2 separate regions of the Homo sapiens genome follow, and region 2 is linked to region 1. Evidence: read pairs that join two places in POLR2A ChIA-PET (ENCODE). Cell type or tissue: HepG2. All regions are shown on one strand. Each heading gives the region's core, and the rest is flanking DNA. Links, peaks and the distances in the headings are about the cores only. Region 1 overlaps LRMDA (leucine rich melanocyte differentiation associated). Region 2 overlaps LRMDA (leucine rich melanocyte differentiation associated).

What was found. ChIA-PET counts read pairs that join two places held together with the same protein. Peaks named below come from ENCODE experiments on the same cell type or tissue, not always from the same donor. Only the 100,000 strongest peaks of a DNase experiment are listed, where the experiment ranks them.
Region 2: POLR2A ChIA-PET joins it to region 1 with 5 read pairs; 3 of 35 experiments call an interaction of 5 or more read pairs at or near these places.

What each region holds. Positions count from the first base shown.
Region 1 is chr10:76,023,842-76,029,219 of GRCh38, forward strand. All of the region lies in intron 2 of LRMDA (leucine rich melanocyte differentiation associated), which reads left to right. Among named protein-coding and RNA genes, the nearest start is that of MIR606, 470 kb to the left of the region's middle. In HepG2, for the core only: a CTCF peak has its summit at 3,249; DNase peaks (open chromatin) are centred at 1,110, 2,540 and 3,302.
Region 2 is chr10:75,436,123-75,441,500 of GRCh38, forward strand. LRMDA (leucine rich melanocyte differentiation associated) reads left to right here. Exons shown (of 7, transcript NM_001305581.2): 2 at 2,272-2,372. Among named protein-coding and RNA genes, the nearest start is that of LRMDA, 7.2 kb to the left of the region's middle. In HepG2, for the core only: no CTCF peak of the experiment used is centred there; a DNase peak (open chromatin) is centred at 2,359.

The DNA.
Region 1 (5,378 bases), core at 287-5,286:
TTCCTTTGAAAAGAAAATATGCACATTTATTTTTCAAAAACAATCTTTCAGCTAAACAACAATTGGTCTAGGTTTGTCTTCATGTACTGTATCTCAGCTGATCCCCATTCTGATATCTGCAAATTGGACAGGTCAGGGATTTTCTGCCACCTTGAAAGATTAGAAAGCTACATTTTCCAAGTGTTATTTTTCCAAAGTCTTAGCTCACAAAACCAGGACTTGAAAACAGAGCTCATGACTCAATGGAGTGGTCTTATGCTGTGTGTTTACCAACTAGATTTGCGTTTGGCCTCATTGAGTTGACAAGATATTCCTCATCAGAACAACACATTCCCTATGAAAACACCACACTGGCTTCCTGCTGCCATGAGCAGCAGTCAGATAACCAGAGAGGCAGACACAGAGGAAATAGCCTTGGTTCAGTGCTGGGAAAAACTCTTTTTCTCTATGCTGCACAACTGGAAACAGTTGATCTCGTCTCTGTCCCTAACATTGTTAGGTGCTAGTACACAGGGCCCAGGACATGCCATGAGAGGATCTGGAAAGCAAAGCTCACCAAATTATTCTTTGAGAGGTTTTGTGAACCATAGAGCTAGAGCTATTCTGGAAGAAAGAAAATGGCTCCGGTAGCAAGCCACTTTTGGAGGTCACCATATCTCCTGGGGCCTTCTTTCCTGCTGGAGACATAAAGCTATCTTGTAGTCTGGGACAGAAAACGTGTTTTCACCTTTTTCAGCCAATTAAGACCTCACAGAATCAACAGTTGGCACGTTTTTACTGGCTTTCCTGGCCTGAGTCCATTCCAGGGGGGCCCTGCCCGTGGGGAGCTGGTCTTTGGGCAAGTATTTGATTAGGGGCCCTTGGGGTCCCTGGGGCTTTGAGATCCAGCCGTGTAAATGTCTCCTTTTCTGGTTGGCTTGCAATGAGTAGACACCATCTGTTGAATTAAAAATTCCCTTTATGGAGGGTGGTGAAAGGCTTGTGTAGAAGAGACACTGTTATCTTTCAAGCAAACAGTTCATGAGGTTGAAGAGCAGCGTTCTTGGCCCAACATATGTTTGCCCAATGGCTGTGGGCGCCTCCCCCACCAGGCTCTGCATTCCGCCCCATGGCGAGGTGCACGCATACCATGGCTGCGGTACACCGTGTCCACTCTCACATCTCCCTAGCAAAGAAAACCCCCATTTATAGAACCCGCCAAACAAACTCACTCTTTAGACTCTTAAAAACAAACAAGATCCCGAGGCCACAGGCTCCATGCGTGCATGTGTGGTTTTGTAAAATCTCAAGCCGTGAATCAAAATAATTTCAGAGACATAGTCAAAGCCCAGGCCAAACCCTGTCACCAGGGTGGGAAAAAGACAGGAAAGATTCGCTTTGAGGAGGGAGGATAGCCCAGAGAAGGAGAATGATGGGAGCAAAACATGGAGGCTGTCCTTCATCTAGTATGTTCCTGGAGAGACACCTGCTCCTTGTCTCTGTCCTTAGGGACTTGCTATAATACCTTCAGGACAAGCATAGGAGGGATGGGCCAAAAACAGAAAGGGCTTACTACAGCCCTCATTGCTTTCCTCTCAACTTCCAGAGCTCATCTTATCCATGCTGCTTACTGATACGCTGTCCTGTATGGTGTCCCCTTATTCCAAGCCCAGCGTCTCTGTCTCCTTCATAGATGGTAAGAGCATTGAGAGCAGATTCCATGACTTGTGCATCATTTGTATCCCCAGATGCATGTGCTCACTGAATTCCTGTCATGTTGGAAATGGATACCACACCACATGCTTTTTGGTAGCAAATCAGCTTTCTGGACTGTAGCTTACTTGAGTGCCAGGATCAAGTTATCTCTTTTCCTTATGTTCCCTCACCACCAAATGTGGAATAAGGTATCAGCAGATGCTCAAAAGATTAGAATTCATTTGCATTGAGACTTAGCTCAAGCCCATCTCCTTCACCAGCCCCAGCCCCTTCTCAGAGTAGCACTAATCATCCCAATCTATTACCCTGCATTATCTGGTAACTGCTTCCCTGTCTATACCTACTACTTAATAGTAGGGGACTATTGCACAGTCATCCTTGTAGCTCCAGAGACTAGCAAAGTACTAAGCACAGAGTTGGCACTCAATACATTTTTATAAATGAATGAATGAACAAGCTATAGAGGTGTACCCCAAGGGGATCATTAGCAGATAAATCTCAAGCCAGTCCCACCTAATGCATACTTAACTTCAAAGGAAAAAAAAAATCTAAGAACTAGCTCTTTGGGAGATTCTTCTAGGAGCATCCATGGAGTACAGAGTGAAAGGAAAAAGAACTCGAAAACCATTTAGGTTCATCATTATATTAATAATTGAGGACGTACAATGAATGGGTTACAAAGCTACACACAGTGTTTGGATAAAGGATGTGGCGATGGTGAATTTCCATTTCTGGACCACAGCTAGAAAGTATGTAGAGGTAGTTTAACATAGTTGGGGAGCACTGCACTTTATGTACACAGGTTCTAAATGTGGCCTGGTGACTCATGTGTGTTTTCAGGTAGGCCACTTTACCTCTCTGGACATTAGTCATCTTCTGTGAAGTAGGGGGAGAGTGGAACAGCCTAAAATTCCTCTAGGATTCAAAGTCTATGAGTCTATAAGAAGACTATAATAGGGCATATTTTACACAAATAGAGCTGTAGCTCTAATATGTAGTTTACTTTCTATAAGAGGTCAGGGTGCAAACATGTGCCTTTTTATTATGGGCACATGTTACACCCTTCCCATAGTTAGGAAAATATTAAAGAAGCCTTGCACAGTCCCAGCTAGAAGAATGAGGCATAGAGTTTAGTGTGCTGGAACTCTGCTACCCTCTTCCTACCAGACTGACTCTTAAGGGACCCTTTGGCAAAGCAGAACTGACTTAACAGCCCTTATAAACTATAGTTATAAAGGAAGGAGCTCCAGTCAGATAACCATAGTATCTGGATAGAATATTAGAAGCCATCGAATCTGATCTCTATGAAGAAATTCCCTCTAAACATTCTCCATGATTTTAGCCTCTGTTCAAATAAGTATAGTGGCTCTGAGGGCAGCTCATCCTTTAGTGAACAGCTTCTCCATTTTGACAAGTTTCAAAAAATTGATTCAAGACATTTCCTCCCAGCTTACATAATTTTCTATTTGTTTTTGATTCTGCATTCTGGAACCCTGTAGGCTGAGGACTTTGAAATGACTAAGACTTCTCTGCTCCTGGTTAAGCAACTTTAGGACTGTCTCAATCACTGTTTCTTACACCCTTCACCTCCTGGTGGTTGTCCTTGGATGGTGTTTCTGAATGCAAATCCACCTTTGAATCTGGCACCTGGAATTCAAACAAAGCTCCAGGCACAGGCACTTAGGGGCCAGGAGAGTAGTAGAGTGGATTGGGATCAGATTTGCTTCTGTGGTGGTCACTGGCGATTCATACTAAGTCCTCTTCCCAGACACTGCTCTTTTTCTAAAGCTTCTACATGTTATGTATGTGGAATTGTCTTGTTTTATTTAAAAGGAATATTAACTGTGGTTTTTCCTGATTATAAAATGTATATTCATGATAGAAAATTTAGTAGCTAGAGAAAACTATTTGAAAATGACTGATAAACTCCTTACCTGGGGGTTAACGGTATGTATCTGGGAGATATAGATAGGTATCACACACATACACACACACACATAAATATATACATTTAAGTGTGTTTGTGTATGTGTGTACAGAATTGTTATAATGTCTCTGTGTACAAGATTGTATATTAACAGCAGTTTATAAACTAGAACAACTAAGAAAGATGACTTTGATGATTCTTAACCATTAACATGGAAGAAAATGCCCAGAAAAGCTTGGTGCAGATTAAAATTTGTGTGGAAAATGGTGAGGACCATATGGATGACTTTTAATTTTCATGCATGAGATCTTTGTGTGTGTACTATATTACATTGTGACTTAATTTGGGGTACTTAAATGTATAGCATGAAAATTGTACTGGCTCATTAGATAGCTGCCTACAATATTATTTTTAATTCCTGTGTAATATTTTATGATACAGATATATTGAGCTTTATTTAATCATTCTTCAATCCTTGGGCATTTAGGCTTGTTTGCAATGTTATTGTAAATGCTATAGTGAACATACTTGTACATAAACTTATACACATCTTTGATATTTACTGAATAAATTATTGGAATTGGAATTAGTGGATGCAAAGGTAATTATTTTTAAGTCTTTTAATATAAATTGCCATCCAGCAATTTCACTGTCTCATTAGTCTTGTGTTTGTTTGAAGTAAAAGCTTGACAAAACTATGTTAAAATCTAAGAAAAGGATATAAATATTTTTATTAGAATATTCTAGATTCCTAATAAAGCTGAAAATTTCTCCCATATTTTTATTATTGACAAATTTCCTTGTGAATTTTCCATCCAAGGTTTTTGGTCATTTTTCTGTTAGGGCTTCAGGTTTTCCTTAATGATTTATAAAAGCTCTTTCCATGTTAAGGGTGTTAAATCTTAGACTGTTAGAAGGGTTGCAAATATATTCCCAATTTTCATATTCCTTTTAATTTTTTCGAGTAAATATTTTTGGATAGTTGAACTTTATTATTTAGTTTACATTAGACACTGTGAAATTTCATCTTATTGAGCTGAAAAATGGTTGATTCTAACAGGATCATTTTGGATCCTACTGTATCTTTCTTAATATCTCTTTAGGGTCCTGTCCCCTATAAATGTGATAAACATCTCCTTAACCAAGCCACTGGCAAAAAACAAAAACAACAAAAAACAAAAAAATAAGATCAAAATCCCTAGAATCTACCCATAGAGCAATTTGAGCCATTAATCAGTATTCTTCAGGTACATTTTTGAAGCAGTTATGACTCTACTTCTACCTAAGATTGTCATTTTCTAGCCTACTTTTTGGCTTCCTGTCACAAAGATATTATGAGAAGCTTATTCAAAGCCTTTTTTTTTTTTTTTTTTGAGCCGAGTCTCACTCTGTCGCCAGGCTGAAGTACAGTGGCATGATCTCAGCTCACTGCAACCTCCACCTCCCAGGTTCAAGCGATTCTCCTGCCTCAGCCTCCCGAGTAGCTGGGACTACAGGCACGTGCCACCACGCCCAGCTAATTTTTGTATTTTTAGTAGAGACGAGGTTTCACCATGTTGGCCAGGATGGTCTTGATCTCTTGACCTCATGATCCACCCTCCTTGGCCTCCCAAAGTGCTGGGATTACAGGCATGAGCCATCATGCCTGGCCAACCATTTTGAACTCTGAATACAATATATATCTTCTTTATTCCTACATGAGTATCTCCATTAACAACTGGTCTCTCAAAACTTTTCCTTAATGCACAGAATCTGC
Region 2 (5,378 bases), core at 95-5,094, 590 kb before region 1:
GCCCCCAAGTTGGAAGTCCTTATTTATGGCATAGGACTTGATCTGGGCTCTATCACTAAGAAGCTGTATTGTGCTGGGCAGGGCTCTGGAGTCTTAGTTTCCTTGTATAAAACATCAGAAGTTTTGACAAACTGGGTGTCTATTAGATTTAGTCCTTGGCCATTCTAAGAGGAAAGAGCCCAGTTTCTGCATCTAAAACTCAACGTCTCTGCTATATATATCACAGAGGTCTTGACTGATAATATGTGCAAGACAGTAGTGCAGGCTGGGGTGAATGGGATGGATTTTCTGGTGAGCGCCATGGACCTGGGGTTCATTGTGAACGTACAATACAGAAGAAGCTGCTGAATTTTTTTTTTTTTTTGAGACAAGTCTGGCTCTGTCGCCCAGGCTGGAGTGCAGTGGTGCAATCTCGGCTCACTGCAAGCTCCGCCTCCAGGGTTCACACCATTCTCCTACCCTAGCCTCCTGAGTAGCTGGGACTACAGGCACTCCCCACCATGCCCGGCTAATATTTTTTGTATTTTTAGTAGAGATGGGGTTTCACCATGTTAGTCAGGATGGTGTCGATCCCCTGACCTCATGATCCTCCCACCTCGGCTTCCCAAAGTGCTGGGACTACAGGCATGAGCCACCGCGCCTGGCCAAGAAGCTGCTGACTGAGCAGAGATCCTGAGGGAAATCGAAGTCCCCAGATAGAATAGGGCCTTATAGCCACAGTCTCTCTTTGGCATATGATTTCTGTCTCAGCTTGGAAGCAGAACTTAATTTATTACACAAGGAACTGTGAAGAAAGATGGACCCCAGGTAGAAAGAGGAGAGATTGCTAGATTGAACTTAGAGTCCTTTATTTTTTAGCCTATATCTTCTTGAGTCAAAATTACTTTATTGGAGTCAGCTATTTTTCTATCCTTTCTCCTTATTTTCTCTCCTCCTAGAATGAAGTTACTGAAGGAGAGTGGATATAGGATATTGCATTGTCAGCAGTTTGTCCTCATTGGATAGGAGAAGGTTGAGAGATGACTGGAGATGTTGAGGGTGTCAGGGTTCAGTGCAGCTTGTATTAGGTTGCACCATGTAAAAGAGCTATTTTGTGGTTCTAAAATGGTTGGATATTGGTAGTTCACATAGTTGAACCTAATATCTGAGGATGTAAGATGGCCACCATAGTCTTGTTTCCCATGAGGAAACACCCTCCTGGGGAGTCTCTCTCTCTCTCATTCTAAGAGATCTTTGTCTATATGTGTGGAAGAATGTGATTTGTAGGGAAACCAGAAGAAGGTTATAGCCGTGTCTTGGGCTTGAATTTCAAGCTGGGGGTTGAGCATGTTGTATTTTAGGGAAACAGCATGCATTGTGGCCCACTGGTCAACTCGGCCTCATGGGTTTATTTTATGGTTTGAGGATTAGTTGCCAATCTGCCCACAGAGTGCTGTCTGTAAAAATGGGTTCCAAAAACTGGGTGATTAGGGTAGTGAGAAAGTCCACTGACCTTCTCACAGGTTCTGGAATCAGTTCAGATTCAGTTCAGTTCAGCTTTTTAATATTTGGGCACATACAGGTACTTAATAATAAATAATCTGTAATAAATAGAAGAATGCCCAAAGAAACAGCTTTGTGCACAGAGTGGGATTGACTGCCAAAGGGCCTCTGGAGGAGGGACATTCAGGAGCCCCGGACACACATTGTTGCCCTGTTGCCTTCAAATCAGCTTTGTTTGGGTGTGGAGGGCATTTTGTACACAGTGGCAACTGGATGGGATTTGTGGTCTGGGGAGGTTTTCTTTTCCAACCCTATTTGTTCCAGCACCCTGAAGGTTGGATGCTGGTAAGTGCATCTGCTGTGTCTTTTATGAGGTAATGTGCATACCAGGGTACTGGAGGGCAGTGGAGGAGAGGGAGAAGAAGGGGCAGAGGAGCAACTGTTGCAAAAGCCCCTGAGTGAGAGGGCGATTGTTGCGGTTATATCAATGTGCCCTGATATTCAGGTTTCTTTTGGACACCTGAATCTGGCCAATTTTAGTCCAATTTCCATTGTCCTGGGATTAGTCTTCATCATGTTAACTGCACCAGGAAAGGGGAGCTGTTGGTGGAGTCCTTGGAGCCCCCAAAGCTGATTTGATCAGGGAAACAGTCACAAGTGTGGCCTTTTTGTGTGTGAGAAACATGTGTTTCAAGTTGCAGAAGCAATCATTGGATCAGTAATTTCAGGGTTGGGAGCAGCTGGGTGATTTCCATTTGCCACATTGTTTCTGTTCCATTTAATTTCCAGGTGTCCTACATAGGCCAGGACTGCAGAGAAATTCCAGAGCACCTTGGCAGGGACTGTGGACATTTCGCAAAGAGGCTTGATCTGAGCTTTAACCTTCTGAGGTATGTAACCTTCACAAGATGTAGGCCAGGCCTGGGAGGCCCAGTCCTCCTGGGTACTTTAGGGCCAAGCAGATAAAAGTCAAATGTTCCAACTCCACATGGGTTGTCCTTTTATTCAGCAGAAGGCTCTGAGATGCGTGGAATCACACCCCAAAGGTTTCACTGTGTCCGGTGATTCCTTGGCTGCCTTTTTTTGTGCTGCTGAAGAGGCAGGCAGCATATTGAGCCTCATCCATTTCACACGAGTTCCTATGAGAGAGCCGTCATATTTTCACTGTGTTCTTTTCATTTCTCACGGATACCTGTGCAGACAGGTCAGAATACTCTTGGGGAAGGAATGAGATGAAGCCTGCAAGAGTGTTTTGGGGTGTCTAGGTGTGCTTTCTTAGGATAAACACATGTCCCAAAACATTCGTCGAGTCACAGGTAGGGTGTGTGTATGTGTGTGTTCTCTTTCTTTTGTCTTTTTATGAATGGGAGCTTTAAATATTTGTGATGATAATTTCTCCCGGATGGTGTTTCAAAGCAATTTAAATACTGCTGGTGTGGAGTGGGTGGGAGGAAAACTCTCTGACAACTGTTCCAGTCTTGGCAAAGGTAAGTGTGATCTTGTATATTATTCCAGTGGAGAATACAGGCAGTTATTTCCTTTCTCCCTAAAAGGTTATGCCTTGCGCCTGGTTTGGGGGCTTGGAGGAAAGAAGTAAGAGGTACTTGGAAAGCAGGTGTCAGTGGGATAAGAGCAGGGGTCAGGCAGGACGATTGCTTTTCCTCCTAACAAGCTGGTGCCACCCAGGGCTTTTTCCTCCATGCCCTCCTTGAGAGCTGTGCTGCCCTCTGAGTGGGACAGACTGTCCTGGGGTCAAAGGAGAGATAAGAACCTGAATTCCATTCCAGGGCCCAAGCACTTTCCTGCTTCTAGGCCTTGGAGTCTTCATTTCCCACAGCTGAGTCAGGATACTTGGGAATTAGGAATTTGTAATTGGAAAATGGAACACAACTCTGGAAAATGAACACAACTCAGGGTAATAAGGCACGAGAGGTGGAAGAGGATTTGTTTGAGGTCAGCCAGCGGAACTCCTTGGATGCTGCTCGGGAGCACATGGCCACACAGAGCTGTGTTGTTTCCAGGAAAGGGGCACCCTGAGGGTTGTAGTGGATGGAGAGTGGCCGCTGTCTGTGTATTCTTCCTTACTCCCAAAGGGTTTGTGTGCATCTGGGGAGAGGTGGAAACTGACAAGTTGTAAAGTAGTACACAGGGATGAGAGGAAGCCAAATAAATACATGCTGACTCTAGAGAAATGAAGGATGTGTTTTTTGTTCCAGTACCTAAGGAGAGGACCGAGTGCGTGGCCTTGAGTGCTCCAGCTTCCCAGAGCAGACTTAGGCAAAAGGCTTCCTTTCCTGGGCATGGAAGGAGTTCCTCCTGTGTGACCAGCCCCCAGGGGCTCAGGGCACTGGAGCTTGGGTTGTGGTTGCCCTGAGTAGTTAGTGGGAGCCGGATGTGGATTTGAGGAGGCTGGACCCCGTGAGGGAGCATCAGTGCATGTGGATCATGGGACTGGGCTATTGGGTTTGAGGAAACACAGCCATCTTTGTGATGTCCAGGGGCCCTGCCTTTCTTTGGGAGAGGAGGTACTGGACCTTGGGAGGTGTGTATGTGTGGCAAGAAGGGGCTGTTGGCTCTGAGGGGCTGGATCTATATGGATTTATTGTAGGAAATGACACATACTAGATGCAGGAAAATTTCGTAAGGGGGTGGCTGAAAAGTGGATTCAGAGGGAGAGCACTGAAGATTTGTATTTTCCTTTGTTGAGAGGAGAGACATTTCTGTAGTGTTGAGTTTGAGTTGGTTTCACATCTGGTCAGGAGCCTGTTCTTGTCCGTGTTGTGGTCAGTGTGTGAACTCCACACTGGACAGTAGCTGAGTTTGGGCAGGGATGAGGAGTGGAGGGGTGAGGTCTAAGGTTCAGAAAAAGTTTGTGTTTAAGAACTTGGTTACACTGGAGTCAGTTGCAGACCAGAATGGAGAAAAGCACTCCTGACTTGAGTTGGGTGTGCTTGGGACTGGATCACCTTTGACCTTCTTTATTTACCTAATTGGAGGGAAGAGCAGGGGAGGCAACACTATTTCTCTTGGGTGTTAGAAGAAGATTCGAGCTTATTTGGGCACTGGTCTCTATCTTTGCCTTCAGCTGAATCAACATCTAAGATGTTTTAGATGCTTAGCTAATTCCTCTTAAAAAAAGAATAAGCAGAGGCCGGACGTGGTGGCTCATAGCTGTAATCCCAGCAGTTTGGGAGGCCAAGGCGGGCAAATCACCTGAGGTCAGGAGTTCAAGACCAGCTTGGCCAACATGGTGAAATCCTGTCTCTACTAAAAATGCAAAAAATTAGCTAGGCATGGTGGTGGGTGCCTGTAATCCCAGCCACTTGGGAGGCTGAGGCAGGAGAATTGCTTGAACCTGGGAGGTAGAGGTTGCAGTGAGCTGAGATCGTGCCATTGTACTCCAGCCTGGGCAACAAGGGTGAAACTGTCTCAAAAAAGAAAGAAAGAAAGAGAAAAAAGAATAAACAGGAGAGGGGGAAAATAGGGAGAAGAGAAGAGACAGGAGATTCTAAACTTACCTTCCAAATGAGTGGGGATGGAGTGGATGACCCAAGCTCTCTAGGCTTCAGGGATCATGATATCCAAATGAAATATTGTAAATCCACATCCCATGTTCTATAGAAAGTTTCTACCTAGGCCCCTCTGCCCCTCACTATATCCGTGGGATTGCAGGGAGCATGTTTCCCAGTCAGGCTGCCCTGCACCCGGCACACCGCAGCTCCCTGACCATCTTTCGGCTCTGTTGTCTGCTATTCTTCCTCTTGAGCAGCCTGCCTGGCCCCACTCTGGACACACCCTTCATTTCTCCAAAGCCCAACACCATGTTATTATGTATTGACTTGTACTGCCAGCTGAAGGTGTAGTGAAGAGGGCTGGGTGGTAATTGTGGCACACAG